Linked DNA regions of Homo sapiens: region 1 is linked to region 2. Evidence: chromatin contacts called from ENCODE Hi-C or POLR2A ChIA-PET data. All regions are on one chromosome and are shown on one strand. Each heading gives the region's core, a stretch centred on a gene start or an enhancer-like site at or near the end of the contact. The rest is flanking DNA. Distances are from core to core; before and after follow the strand shown.

Region 1 (7,713 bases), core at 4,965-7,464, 300 kb after region 2:
GGATTACAGGCATGCACCACCACACCTGGCTATTTGTGTGTGTGTGTGTGTGTGTGTGTGTCTGTGTGTATTTTTAGTAGAGAAGAGGTTTCACAATGCTGGACAGGCTGGTCTTGAGCTCCTGACCTCAGGTGATCCACCTGCCTTGGCTTCCCAAAGTGCTGGTGAGAGGTGACATCGTGCTGGCAGCCCTCGCTCGCTCTTGGTGTCTGCTCGGCCTCGACGCCCACTCTGACCGTGCTTGAAGAGCCCTTCAGCCCGCCGCCGCACTGTGGGAGCCCCTCTCTGGGCTGGCCGAGGTCGGAGCCGGCTCCCTCTGCTTGCAGGAAGATGTGGAGGGAGAGGCGTGGGAGACGATCACGGGCCAGCGCGAGTTCCAGGTGGGTGTGGCCCCACACTCGGAGTGGCCGGCCAGCGCCACTGGCCCTGGGGCAGTGAGGAGCTTAGCACCCAGGCCAGCAGCTGCAGAGGGTGCGCTGGGTCCCCCAGCAGTGCTGGCCCGCCAGCACGGCACTCGAATTCTAGCCCGGCCTCAGCTGCCTCCCTGAGGGGCAGGGTTTGGGACCTGCAACCTGCCATGCCCAAGCCTCCCCAACGAACACTGTCCCCTCCTCCGTGGCACCTGGTCCCATCGCCCACCCAAGAGCTGAGGAGTGTGGGTGCACGGCCGGGACTGGCAGGCAGTTCCGCCTGTGGCCCCCTGCAGGATCCATTAGGTGAAGCCAGCTGGGCTCCTGAGTCTAGTAGGGACTTGGAGAACCTTTATGTCTAGCTAAGGGATTGTAGATACACCAATCAACACTCTGTGTCTAGGTCAAGGTTTGTAAATGCACCAATCAGCACTCTGTGTCTAGCTCAAGGTTTGTAAATGCACCACTCAGCACTCTCTATCTGGCTAAGCTGGTGGGGACTTGGAGAACCTGTATGTCTAGCTAAGGAATTGTAAATACACCAATCAGCACTCTGTGTCTAGCTCAAGGTTTGTAAATACACCAATCAGCACCCTGTGTCTAGCTGAAGGTTTGTAAATGCACCAATCAGTGCTCTGTGTCTAGCTAATCTAGTGGGGACTTGGAGAACTTTTGTGTCTAGCTCAGGGATTGTAAATGCACCAATCAGCTCTCTGTAAAACAGACCAATCAGCTCTCTGTAAAATGGACCAATCAGCAGGATGTGGGTGGGGTCAGATAAGAAAATAAAAGCAGGCTGCCTGAGCCAGCAGTGGCAATCTGCTTGGGTCCTCTTTAATAATGGGGAAGCTTTGTTCTTTTGTGTTTTGCAATAAATCTTGCTGCTGCTCACTCTTTGGGTCTGCACTGCTTTTATGAGCTGTAATACTCAACATGAATGTTTGCAGCTTCACTCCTAAGGCCAGTGACATCATGAACCAATGAACCCACCATGAGAAATGAACAACTTCGGATGCACTGCCTTAAGACCTGTAACACTCACTGAGAAGGTCTGCAGCTTCAGTTTTGAAGCCAGTGAGACCACAAATCCACCAGAGGAAACTCCGAACATGTCCGAACATCAGAAGGAACAAACTCCAAACACCCCATCTTTAAGAACTGTAACACTCATTGCAAGGGTCCATGGCTTCATTCTTGAAGTCAGTGATACCAAAAACCCACCAATTCTGGACACACTGGGATTACAGGTGTGAACCACTGTGTCCAGCCAGATAGTTGTAATATTTAATGTATGTACATGGGGCTGCCACTAGGCCTTAGAGCACCTTCGCACCTTTACACAAATTACAACGTGGTGGTTTTTTTTTTTTTTGGAGATAGGGTCTCATTCTGTCTCCCAGGCTGGACTACAGTGGTGCAATCATGTCTTACTGCTGCCTTGACCTCCCTGGAGTCAAGCAATCCTCTTACCTCAGCCCTCCAAGTAGCTGGCACATACCACCACACCTGGCTAATTTTTTTTAATGTTTTTTGTAGAGACAGGGTCACTATGTTTCCCAGGCTGGTCTTGAACTCCTGGCTTCAAGTGATCCACCTCAGCCTCCCAAAGTGCTGGCATTATAGGCATAAGCTCTGGATCTCTGCAAAAGTTATATTATGCCACAAAACCATACCAGCTCTGCCAGGCAGAACTTTCCAGCATTGTGGCACACACATGTACCCACACTCTCTCTCACTCATGCAGTCTCTGGGTCCTGGGGCACATAGCTGTTGGTGGCCAGAGACTCTATGATATCCCTGCCCCCAGGTGTTAGATTTGGAGTCCCACAGCTGCAGAAATTGGACTTCTAGGGCAGTGACCTGAAGCTTAATTTCCTTGTGTCCCTAGTTATCTTTGACTGTATGCTAGTCATTATATTTGAAAAATTATTTGTGGGAATAATTTAAGGGCCAAGATGAAGGTGATTTCCTCTGCAGAGAATTTGTGTTTGCATCTGCTAGGAGCTTGGGAGCACTGTCAGTCTTGGGCTACCCAAAGTCAAGGCTTGGGGGTTCCCTGGATTATCCAGGCAAATAGAGCCAGGCTGTAATTCTGGCAGGTTGGTCCACTTTTAGTTCACTGGGGAAAAGGGGATGTCCTGATAGGTTTCCCACCTAGGATAGCGCTGGGCTGTGATACAGATCCTTTCATTGAAAGAGGCCATTGGGCTGGATGCAGTGGTTCTCAGCACTTTGGGAGGCCAAAGCAGGAGGATTGCTTGAGGCCAGGAGATCAAGACCAGCCTGGGCAACATAGTGAGGCTTCTCTACAAAAAGAAAAGAAAAGAAGAAAGAGAGAGGAAGAAAGAAAGAGGGAGGGAGGCAGGGAAAAATACATCATCAGCAGAAGCTCAACCCTCCACCCTCCCCTAATGGGTGAAGGTTCCTGGAGAAAGAACAGCTTCTGGACTCCTCTCTCCTTTGCCTACAGAGTGATGCTGTCCCACCTTGTCAATTCTTTACAGAAGATGTTTTCAGTATTTTTTTTTTTTTTTTTTTTGAGACAGAGTCTCACTCTGTTGCCCATGCTGGAGTGCAGTGGTGTGATCTTGGCTCACTGCAACCTCTGCCTCCCGGGTTCAAGCAATTCTCTTGTCTCAGCCTCCCGAGTAGCTGAGATTACAGGTGCCCGCCACCACGCCTGGCTGATTTTTTGAATTTTTAGTAGAGATAAGGCTTCACCATGTTGTCCAGGCTGGTCTCGAACTCCTGACCTCAGGTGATCCACCCGCCTTGGCCTCCCAAAGTGCTGGGAATATAGGCATGAGCCACCATGCCTAGCCTGTTTTCAGTATTTTATTCAACTATTTAGTTGTTTTCAGCTGGAGGGTTGCTTGAGAGAGTTATACTCCTATTACCAGAAAAAGGAAGTCCTGTTGTTTTCATTTAATTTATCTGATTAGTGGTGAATCCTAGTGTCTTTTCTTATATTGGTAACAGTTCAAGCTTCCTCTTCTGTGAAATGACTACTCATTCCCTGTGACCTTTACTCTTACAGGCTCCTGGCTTTCTCTTGTTGATTTGCGGACATTCCTTAAATACTCTAGATATTAATTATGTGTTAGTTTTACACGTTATATCTTTTCCTAGTTTGTTATTCATCCAATACCTTTATGGTGTCTTATACTTAACAGGAATTCTTAATTGTGCTGCAGACAAGTTCAACATATTGTTCTCTAAAAAGGTTTGCAATTTGTCGATGTCTTCCTTAATAATTGTCATTCAGACAAAGCCAGTTTTTCCAGTGTCATTTGACCCGCATAAAGTAGAGGGACTCTGGTCTCCCTCTTTTGTTCACTGAGTCTGTATTTGCAGTCTAAGTCTGCAGAGGTGGTGACCTTATCATACTGCTGCTTCATTCATTAGCTTGCAATAAAAACCACAAGTCCCTCACATGTATTGCTGTTAAATCATCTACCCCCTCATCGTGTGCTTATGAAGCTAAGTTTTAGACAGAAAGGCAAAATACAGATCTCTATTATTCTTTATCTTCGTTCAGCCCACCATTCCAGGCTGCTAAGTTATTTTTGGACCCTGATTCTGTCATCCAGTACTTTGGCTGCCCCAGTTTTTCGCCACCTGAAACTTTGATAAATATGTCATCCATTTCCATGTCCAAGTAGCTGAGAAAAATGCTGAACATAAGACGACTAAGGCTGAAGCCCTGGCCCATGCCCCCAGAGTCCTCTTTCAGGCAGATATTGATTAATTAATGATAGCATTCCTCCAAAATGTATTGAGGAGCATCTAAATGGCTGGCCCTAGGCTAAGTGCTGGAAATACAAGGTAGCGAATGAAAGAATTCTCCACTCTTGAAGGGTTCACATTCTAGTGGAGGGGACAGAGGCAATTATATATATGTGATATAGGCCAGGCGATATGGCTCACACCTGTAATCCCAGCACTTTGGGAGGCTAAGGCGGGTGGATCACTTGAGTTCAGGCGTTCAAGACCAGCCTGGCCAACATGGTGAAACCCCGTCTCTACTAAAAATATAAAAATTAGCAAGGTGTGGTGGCACGCATCTGTAATGCCAGCTACTTGGGAGGCTGAGGCAGGAGAATCACTTGAACCTGGGAGGTGGAAGTTGCAGTGAGCCGAGATCTCGCCACTGCACTCTAGCCTGGGCAACAGAACAGGACTCTGTCCCCCATAAAAAAATTATACATAAGATATAAATTACAACTTACACTTGTGAGTGCTTTTTTTACAAACCACTCTTTCATGGATTCTCTCTCTCTCTTTTTTTTTTTTTTTTTTGAGACAAAGTCTTACTCTGTTGCCCAGGCTGGAGTGCAATGGCACGATCTCAGCTCACTGCAACCTCTGCCTCCCAGGTTCCAGTGATTCTCCCACCTCAGCCTCCCGAGTAACTGGGACTACGGGTGTGCACCACCATGCCTGAATAATTTTTTTGTATTTTTAATAGAGATATGGTTTCATGATGTTGGTCAGCCTGGTCTCGAATTCCTGACCTCAAGTGATGGAAGAGCGTTTTTTTGTTTGCGTGTTTGTTTGTTTTTAGAAACAGGGTTTTACTATATTGCCCAGACTGGTCTCAAACTGCTGGGTTCAAGTGATCCTCCCACCTCAGCCTCCCAAAGTGCTGGATTGCAGGCATTAGTCACCACACCTAGCATGAATCATTATTTGCTCAAATAAACTCTGCTAAATTTTATTGACTAAGGTTCTTCTTTAAATAATAAGTAGTAAGGGTACATGCATTTTATAAAAATTTTCCTTTTAGTTATCAATTATATGTATGTGTGCTGGCTTAGAATCTAAAATATCTTTCCTTTTTTTTTTTGAGACAGAGTCTCACTCTGTCACCCACACTGGAGTGCAGTGGCGCGATCTTGGCTCACTGCAATCTCTGTCTCCCAGGTTCAAGCAATTCTCCTGCCTCAGCCTCCTGAATAGCTGGGATTACAGGCGTTCAACACCACGCCCAGTTAGTTTTTGTATTTTTAGGAGAGATGGGTTTTCGCCATGTTGGCCAGGCTGGTCTTGAACTCCTGACCCCAGGTGATCTGCCTGCTTCGGCCTCCCAAAGTGCTGGGATTACAGACGTGAGCCACTGGGCCCTGTCTAAAATATATTTCTTACTGTGGGTCCTAGTCAAAAAAGTTTGAAAGCAGGCCCAGTTAGTTTTTGTATTTTTAGGAGAGATGGGTTTTCGCCATGTTGGCCAGGCTGGTCTTGAACTCCTGACCCCAGGTGATCTGCCTGCTTCGGCCTCCCAAAGTGCTGGGATTACAGACGTGAGCCACTGGGCCCTGTCTAAAATATATTTCTTACTGTGGGTCCTAGTCAAAAAAGTTTGAAAGCAGGCCAGGCACGGCTCACGCCTGTAATCCCAGCACTTTGGGAGGCCCAAGGTGGGTGGATTACCTGAGGTCAGGAGTTCAGGACCAGCCTGACCAACATGGTGAAACCCCATCTTTACTAAGTACAAAAAATTAGCTGGGTGTGGTGGCACATGCCTGTAATCCCAGTTATTTAGGAGGCTGAGGCAGGAGAATCGCCTGAACCCGGGAGGCGGAGGGTGCAGTGAGCCGAGATTGCACCATTGCACTCCAGCCTAGGCAACAGGAGCAAAATCTGTCTCAAAAACAAACAAAGAAACAAAGTTTGAAATTAACCGACATAGTGACTAAATTCGTACCCTTTTGAGTCAGCTGGAACTGGGCTCAGCTATGTGGCTTCGGGCAAGTAACTTAACTTCTTTTTTTTTGAGACAGAGTTTCGCTCTTGTTGCCCAGGCTGGAGTGCAAGGGCGCGACCTCGGCTCACCACAACCTCCGCTTCCGGGGTTCAAGTGATTCTCCTGCCTCAGCCTCCCGAGTAGCTGGGATTACAGGCATGTGCCACCATGCTTGGCTAATTTTTCTATTTTTAGTAGTGACGGGGTTTCTCCATGTTGGTCAGGCTAGTCTCAAACTCCCGACCTCAGGTGATCTGCCCGTCTCGGCCTCCCAAAGTGCTGGGATTACAGGTGTGGTAACAACTTCTCTGAGAGAATTTCCTCACCAATAAAACAAGATTGTAATATCCGTCTTCTTAGATTGTTATATGAGGATTAAATAAGTGCAAATTGCTTAGTTCGGCATCGGGAATGTAATATGTTCAGAAGATGTGGTTATTATTTTCTAGCTTTAAAGATACGCACACATGGCCTTGTTTCTTTCTCATTCCCAGCTCTATTAATTTCACTTCCTACTTTCTATTTTCAGCCATTTAGAGAAGCAAGTCTGCGACTCTCTAGCAATCCTGGATTTTATGGAAATTATCTCTCCCATCTCAGAGGGTTTCAAGGCCCATAAACCTGCTCCTCCCACAGCTTGCTGTCTGCAGTTCGGGGGCGGATGAACCACTCTGTGTCCCAGCCCACTCTCCGCTGTTGAGGATCAGCGTCCCGGGATCTTTGGTAATAGAGGATGCAGCTGAGGGTTTTGTTTTTAAAACTGGGCTCTCCTTCCTTTTCCTCTGAGGAAAGGAAACTTTTTTCCTGCCTCTCCTCCCAACATTGCAAGCTCTTCCTCGCTTTCTCTCACAGGTCTGCGCTCTCCTGCTAAGCCCAGGACGTTTCCTTCCCTTTTTCCCTGTGCCCCTGTTCCTTGGCCACAGGGTGGAGGTGAGCTCACGCCCCTGCCCCTCCGTTCCCTTCACCTCCATTCTGGCATGTTGCCCCCACTGTTCTCAGACTGGGGTGCTCGAGCAATCTGCCCTCCTGTGTTTTGGGGGCTGTCCAGCTGTAACCCCTTCCCTGGGTTGGGCTGCTTTACACTTGGGCTCCCACCAGGGTCCAGGAAGGGGTGGGGGCTTGGGGGTGGAGACTATGGACCCCACCTCCTCCTGGGAATGGGCACCTGGATGGCTGCTTTATGGCCATGTGAAAGCAGAGCAGGCATCACTCATTCCATCCTCATTCATTCCTTCACTCACAACAAGTGCTGCAGATACCCAAGATGACTAAGAAATGGCCCCTGCTTTCAAAAAGCTCAGTCTAGTCCCATGATGTCCTTAATCACACCCCCTCAAAAAAGTCGTATTAAGCAGTAGGTAAGGGGAAGTGACCTCTAAGAAGGATCTAACAGTGGAAATTACCTATCTTAACGACACAGGTAAATTCAACTTTGTAAAAGAGTTTATGGAGTGAGAAAAAGCATCAGAATCAAGTAAGTTTGAGGGATGAAGCCAAGTGTGCTTTTAGAAAAGTCTATTCACATTGCAAAGGTTTCTCTCCTTTCGACAGTGGCTCATG
Region 2 (7,011 bases), core at 531-3,030:
GCCTCTGATCATTTTCTCTTCTTGTCCTGTACAAGACCTGCGTGTGTCGGGGTACCTGAATCTGGCTGCTGACTTGGCACACAACTTCACTGATGGTCTGGCCATTGGGGCTTCCTTTCGAGGGGGCCGGGGACTAGGGATCCTGACCACAATGACTGTCCTGCTACATGAAGTGCCCCACGAGGTCGGAGACTTTGCCATCTTGGTCCAGTCTGGCTGCAGCAAAAAGCAGGTTGGTGATGTCTGCCAAACACAGCTGCCTCAAACCCTTTATCTCTCCTCACTCACCCTAAACCCAAACAGCCTCTTATTAGTTCCAAACAATTCATACTGTCATTGACAAGTCCTCTAGAAATGAGGGGGAAGAAGTTCTGGTTACTTTGTCCTTTAGCTCAGTATTTCTTAAACTGGTCTATAAACCATCTGAATGGTTTAGTGGAGTCTTACACACACACGCCTACTCAATCAGAAAGTCTGTGGAAAGGACCTCTGATCTCTTAAGATTTTTCAGAAATTGTCTATTCTAGACTGCTCCCTCTTCTCTTTTTATTTTGATGTTTAGTTTCCAAATCCATGTCCCCTATACCTATACCCCACCAGCCACTTCTAAACCACTGATAATCTTTAGCTATTGGTGAGTGCCTTTTTCTCTTTTCTGCCCATCAGGCGATGCGTCTGCAACTACTGACAGCAGTAGGGGCACTGGCAGGCACAGCCTGTGCCCTTCTCACTGAAGGAGGAGCAGTGGGCAGTGAAATTGCAGGTGGTGCAGGTCCTGGCTGGGTCCTGCCATTTACTGCAGGTGGCTTTATCTACGTAGCAACAGTGTCTGTGTTGCCCGAGCTGCTGAGGGAGGCATCACCATTGCAATCACTTCTGGAGGTGCTGGGGCTGCTGGGGGGAGTTATCATGATGGTGCTGATTGCCCACCTTGAGTGAGGGGTGGATAAACTACCCCTGCCCCAAACCTCTACCCCTAACTCCAGGTCAGGGGTGCGTAGAGGTTGGGGGCCCTGGCCAGGGACATCTGCCAAAGGAAGGAACTGTAGCCTGGGAGAATGGTTACTTTGGCATTAGGGCCTTCAAGGGCTGGCAGTCTTACAGAGGCTGGAGCGGTGAGAATGAGAGGCCAGAGGGACCATAGTGTTGGGCACTGTCTGACCATGTTGCATTTGGAAGGCTAAATGGGGCCATGAAGAAGGCTGGAAGGGACAGGGGGTGATGGCAGCCTACCTGGTGTCCCCTACCCCACCTGTTCTCGGAGAACCAAGTTGCTACACAGGAAGTTCTCCAAGGTCCAGTTTCCTTTCTCCCACCAGTTGGTGGAGGCTTCAGGGAAGACCAGAGTCCTGGACAGAGAGGGTAACAGGAGGAGTCGGGGATAAACATCAAACATCAATCGTGTGTCCTGATTTGGGAGTGATTGGGGGGATGGGGTGGGAGAGGGTTAGTTGGTATTCTCATGGCCTGATTTTTTTTGTTTCTATTCCTTTTATATCACTGTGTTTGAATCGAGGGGGAGGGGTGGTAACCGGAAATAAAGACCTCCGATCTTCCGCCCCACATGCAGTCTTTGTCTTTTTGGGGGGAATGGGGCCCCTTGTCTTCTCCACACCCGGGGCCCCTAAGCAGCAGTGTCGGGCCACGCCCCCTCGGTGGGAGGTCGGCCTGCGCTGGTGGCCGCAGATGGCCTAAGGCTGGCGGGCCTTTGATTGGCCCCGGCTTTGCCCTTGCCACGCCCCTCTGCGCTGGGATTGGCTTAGTGCTGGGATTCCCACCCACCCACAGCCCGCCATGGCGTCTCAGCTCCAGAACCGACTCCGCTCCGCACTGGCCTTGGTCACAGGTTGAGGGGGTTCTTTCCCCGGGCGGTTTGGGGTATTGGAGTGAGGTCAGGGGCGTGCCCTTGGAGTGCGCGGCCGCTGTGACCTCTGGCCCCTTACCCACATTTTACTTTCTGCCCTGTGACCTCTGATCCCTGCCCTCTCCTCCCCGTGCCCGGTCCGGCGTGTTCTGTCCTACCTCAGGTGCGGGGAGCGGCATCGGCCGAGCGGTCAGTGTACGCCTGGCCGGAGAGGGGGCCACCGTAGCTGCCTGCGACCTGGACCGGGCAGCGGCACAGGAGACGGTGCGGCTGCTGGGCGGGCCAGGGAGCAAGGAGGGGCCGCCCCGAGGGAACCATGCTGCCTTCCAGGCTGACGTGTCTGAGGCCAGGGCCGCCAGGTGCCTGCTGGAACAAGTGCAGGTGAACGCTAGGCCACTTTCCCCCTCTAAAGCTCTGATATTGCCTCCACTGCCCCGGCTTTTTGTGGGGGGTTTTTGATGCGTAACCTCCCCCTCCCATAGGCCTGCTTTTCTCGCCCACCATCTGTCGTTGTGTCCTGTGCGGGCATCACCCAGGATGAGTTTCTGCTGCACATGTCTGAGGATGACTGGGACAAAGTCATAGCTGTCAACCTCAAGGTGGCGATCTCTGAACCTGCGACGTTTGGCCCCCTTAGCCTGGGGAGGGAGTTGGAGGAGGGCTGTCACCCCAGCTGATCTTTTCTCCCTTGTTACCCTTTCCCGCCAGGGCACCTTCCTAGTCACTCAGGCTGCAGCACAAGCCCTGGTGTCCAATGGTTGTCGTGGTTCCATCATCAACATCAGTAGCATCGTAGGAAAGGTCAGGTTGAGTTGGACGAGGTCAGCCAGCCAAGTGGTATAGAGAGGAGAACCCCTCCTTGAGACTCCTGACTCATTCCACATCTCTGACTCACCTATAGGTGGGGAACGTGGGGCAGACAAACTATGCAGCATCCAAGGCTGGAGTGATTGGGCTGACCCAGACCGCAGCCCGGGAGCTTGGACGGTTGGTCAGATGCTTGAGGGTGCTGGGGAGCACCTGGGGGGTCTGAGGGAGGTACCAGCATTCAGCCCTCTCCAGAATCGGCAGCCACTCTCCTTCCCACAGACATGGGATCCGCTGTAACTCTGTCCTCCCAGGGTTCATTGCAACACCCATGACACAGAAAGTGCCACAGAAAGTGGTGGACAAGGTAGGAGGCTGTGGGTGGAGGGCAGAATCATTCAGAGACTCAATCTCTCTGGGCTTCACAGAGAGAGAGAGAGAGAGAGAGAGAGAATACTGGGCACAGTTCCTGGCAAACATTAAATATTCAATGAATGTATGAGAAATGAAGACAAAAAAGGGTCACAGACTCAGTCTTCAAAAAAATCCATAAAAGAAGCTTTCACCCACATGAGTATTTCCTTACAGATTACTGAAATGATCCCGATGGGACACTTGGGGGACCCTGAGGGTGAGCACTGAATGTAGTGGGGTCCCTGGGAAGGGGGCCTGAATGAAGAGATCCCCAAAGTTTGGGGATTTTCTAGGGGACTGGTGGTTGGTGTCTGTGGAGAGGTTTGTGGGGAGGGATGTCTTTGGTGGGAGATTATGGCTGTTTTGGGTCTATGGGAGTGAGCAGAATTCTGCCCTCTCCCCACCATTCTCATAGATGTGGCAGATGTGGTCGCATTCTTGGCATCTGAAGATAGTGGATACATCACAGGGACCTCAGTGGAAGTCACTGGTATGAGGCCAGCATGGGGAGGGAGAGGGCAGAGAAGTAGAACCCAGACTATATGAGAAAGCAAGTAAGGGGAGTCTGGAGCCACTGGGAAGGGCAGAGGTTCCCAAGGCCAGGGACAGAAGTGGGTACCCCCTAGCCCATTTGTGTCTCCACCCATGCATCTGTCCAAATGTTTCTGCCCCTCCCAGGAGGTCTTTTCATGTAACTGCCTCAAGGACCCTGGACTCTGCTCACCCCCCCACCACTCTGCCTGGCCTCCTGCTGATGAGGACTCTAAGTTCCCAGGATACAAAAGGGGTGGCAGTGTATGGTTCAGGAATGCTGAATATGGGAAGCAGGGGTGCTTGTGACCCTAATAAATTCCAAGTCCTCTTCCCTGCCACCTCCGGCTCTTCTTGTGTCCAAGCCCTCAGACCCTTCCCCACCTCCCCCTCCTTTCCCTTTCCCGAAGGATTGTTCCCTTTCTCTGCCTGGTCTCCCAGGGCAACCCCCGCCGCCGGGTGTGAGAGGAAAGAGTATGTGTCACTGTGTATGCGTGACACTCCGGGTCTTTTTGAAGGGAGGGGTTCGTGCGTCACCCCTTTCCACTGGTTCTGCAGCACCAGTCCCCTCCCCCCAACTCCCTGGGTTCTTATGGTCCCCAAGGGTGATTTGTTCATGGCCCCATCTTGGTGTCCAGTCTGGCCTTGAAAGGGGGTCTTGGAACAGGTGGCCCTCCCCCACCCCTCTCCTTTCTCTGAGTCCCCCCCTCCCCTTTCTCTCCACCTTACAATAGCTGCAGCCGGCCTGGGGTCGGATGGGGGGGATTAGGGGAGGGGGCCAGGATTAGGGGAATGAACCAGCCGATGAAAGGGGCTGGAGAGAGCAGGAGGGAGGGGGCTGGGAAGAGGAGGAGGAAGGGGAGGGGGGTCTGCGCTAATCGACTCTGGCGCCCACATAAGGACTGGCCACGGACTGAAGGAGAGGACAGGGAAGTAGGGGGGAACTGGGGTGGGGGGCGAGGGCACCCACTGCTGCCTTGTCCCAGGGACAGGCCACCCCCTGGCAGCCGCAGCCCAAGTCCGGGAGCCTCAGCTCGGGCGGGGACAAGATGCCCATCAGGGTCTCTAACTGCCCCCCACCCCCTCGCCCTGTATCCCTCTCATTCCCTACACTCAATGGGGATCGCTCTGCCCCTTCCTCTTCTCTTTCCTCCCCATCCCCTTCGTTTACTCTAGAGTCCTCGAAGAGGCTTCTGCCCACTTCCCACTCCAGACATTCTGCCCCTGTGTACCCCACCCACACGCGCACCCCCCCTTCCCAATGGGAGCTCCATCTTGTGTATGTCCCTGTTTCCGCGTGGTGTCTCCATTCCCCCTTTCCTCCCGTGCGCCTCCCTCCCTTCCCCGCCCCGGGCCGCGGCTCCTGATTGTCCAAACGCAATTCTCGAGTCTATGGCTCCGGCCGAGAGTTGAGTCTGGACGTCCCGAGCCGCCGCCCCCAAACCTCGAGCGGGAGAGCGGGTCGGAGGGTCTAGGGAGAGCCAAAGCAGAGGGTGGAGGGAGTCCCCAGGGTGGTAAGGGGAATCCCGGGCACATCGGGACCTAGGTGTGTTCTCAGGACTAGAAGGCTAAAGCGGCAGATCTTTTGCAGCCTTTTCCCCCGGGATCCTGGAATGGGGGTTACGGAGAAGTGAGGGGGGTTGATCCCCAGAGTCGCCAGGGTACGCAGAGTGGGGGAGGTAGCCCTTTTCACGAGCCCTCTGTCCCCTCCTGGGGTCCCAGATATTCCAGGCCCCGGCCCCCCGGAGCTGAGGCCCCGCGTGGGGGCCTCTGGAAGGGAACCGAGGCTAAGGTTGTTGGCCGCGCGACGGTGCTGGGCCGGGGGCGGAGACCGTGGTTCCCTAAGTGGCGCAGAACTCCCGGGACGCAGGATCCTCACGCGGGACGAGCCCGTCCCGTGGGCGGGAGAACCGCGGCGTCCACGTCCCGTCCCACCCGCGCCGCGAATGGTGGGTGACGTCTCCGCCGGCGGGGGGAGCGGGTGTAGCGGAGGAGCAGGCGGAAGTGACGTAGGGCCCCAGCGCCCGGGCCATGGCGGCGGCGGTGGCGGGAGCTGCTGTCTGAGCAGCGGTTGCGGACCGAGCGAACTTGGCCCAGGAGCCCGGGCCTAGGGAGAGGCGCGGCGGCGGCGGGAGCGCGAACGGCTGGAGCTGGGTGAGGGGCAGTGCCGGCGCGGGGGCGGGAGCGGGGGCGGAGAGGGGCGCTTCTGGAGGGGCGGGGTCTACGCGAGGGGCGGCCCCCCTGACGCCCTCCTCCCCTTCCCCCCACCCCCAGCCTTCTTCGCCTTCTCCTCGGCTGTGGAGCCCTGGTGGGGGGTCTGCGCCCGGTCACCATGACGACGCCGGCGAATGCCCAGAATGCCAGCAAAACGTGGGAACTGAGTCTGTATGAGCTGCACCGGACCCCGCAGGTGACAGGCATTCTCCCTTTCAGGCTTACCCCCTCCCCCAAACCCTTATATCCACAGACCGCATCACACAGCTTCTTTTCCGTAATTTGCTCTATTCTGCCTTGCCTGGCCCTACCTTTGAATCACCTTAATCTTTCCAAAGCACTTTCGCATTTAGCTCATTTAATCCTCAAAACAGCCCTGCCAGAGAGGTGGAACAAGTATTATTATCTTCATTTGAAAGATCACAAACACAAAAATTACCTTCCCTGTTCCTCATTCAGTGTCATAAGTCAGTGCACATAAGACTCACTTTGGGAGTTTATTAAAAGCAGAGCTTCATGCCCCCCAACATTCTGATTCAGTAGTGAATTGGGTTCTCAGAATCTGAATTTTTAACAGGCACCCTATGGGGTTCTAATACAGGTAGCACCAGGACTTTAAAAAATTTTGTTGAATAGTTTTTCCCAACCACAGATTTGTGCCATCTTCACTCCTAGGCCACTTAGCCACCTCAGATCCTCCTATTCCAAAGCTCCTACTCTTAGTTAATGGACACTAAAGTCTGTCTTTTCTCCATTTGCTCCAAGTCATCAGTCCTTCTCTTTCTCAGAATTCTTGTCTCCTATAGAGACCAACATGGGTCTTCTCACTGTATTTCTCAAAATTCTTATTTTATGGGCTGCTGTTTCTAAAACCCCTTTCCCTCTAACCCACACCACCTTTCTACTCACTGATGCCTTCAGGAAGCCATAATGGATGGCACAGAGATTGCTGTTTCCCCTCGGTCACTGCATTCAGAACTCATGTGCCCTATCTGCCTGGACATGCTGAAGAATACGATGACCACCAAGGAGTGCCTCCACAGATTCTGCTCTGACTGCATTGTCACAGCCCTACGGAGCGGGTAATAGGAGAGACATGTTTGAGATGAGATGAAGGGGTACAAAGTTAGGGCCCTCTCACTGGTCTTGGTTCAGCCTAGGCTTCAGTTCCCTTGACTGAC

The links. Hi-C counts contacts between places; a loop is a spot of excess contacts on that map. ChIA-PET counts read pairs that join two places held with the same protein, here RNA polymerase II (POLR2A). Pooled maps may share reads with other maps.
Region 1: a pooled map shows a loop between it and region 2 (2.7-fold over the local background). The contact joins the enhancer-like site here to the promoter of HSD17B8 in region 2. A Hi-C loop is called at or near these places in 2 of 50 pooled maps. POLR2A ChIA-PET finds 5 or more read pairs at or near these places in 2 of 52 experiments (HepG2 and activated T-cell).

Annotation. Positions count from the first base shown.
Region 1 is chr6:33,502,382-33,510,094 of GRCh38, forward strand. No RefSeq gene overlaps it. Among named protein-coding and RNA genes, the nearest start is that of ZBTB9, 52 kb to the left of the region's middle. Within about 2 kb of position 6,215, at least 4 of the 41 ENCODE cell types and tissues checked have a DNase peak (open chromatin) inside an H3K27ac peak, as active enhancers do.
Region 2 is chr6:33,202,875-33,209,885 of GRCh38, forward strand. HSD17B8 (hydroxysteroid 17-beta dehydrogenase 8) reads left to right here and starts at 1,781. Exons shown (of 9, transcript NM_014234.5): 1 at 1,781-1,846; 2 at 2,028-2,245; 3 at 2,347-2,463; 4 at 2,573-2,665; 5 at 2,766-2,851; 6 at 2,954-3,038; 7 at 3,260-3,302; 8 at 3,501-3,575; 9 at 3,764-3,957. The coding sequence starts at 1,795. The coding sequence ends at 3,780. SLC39A7 (solute carrier family 39 member 7) reads left to right here. Exons shown (of 7, transcript NM_006979.3): 6 at 36-232; 7 at 667-1,563. The coding sequence ends at 939. It overlaps RING1 (ring finger protein 1), which reads left to right and starts at 5,626. Exons shown (of 7, transcript NM_002931.4): 1 at 5,626-5,770; 2 at 5,891-6,026; 3 at 6,752-6,912. The coding sequence starts at 5,949. MIR219A1 (microRNA 219a-1) reads left to right here and starts at 4,961; the gene lies at 4,961-5,070. RefSeq lists enhancers at 1,611-2,493, 2,494-3,374.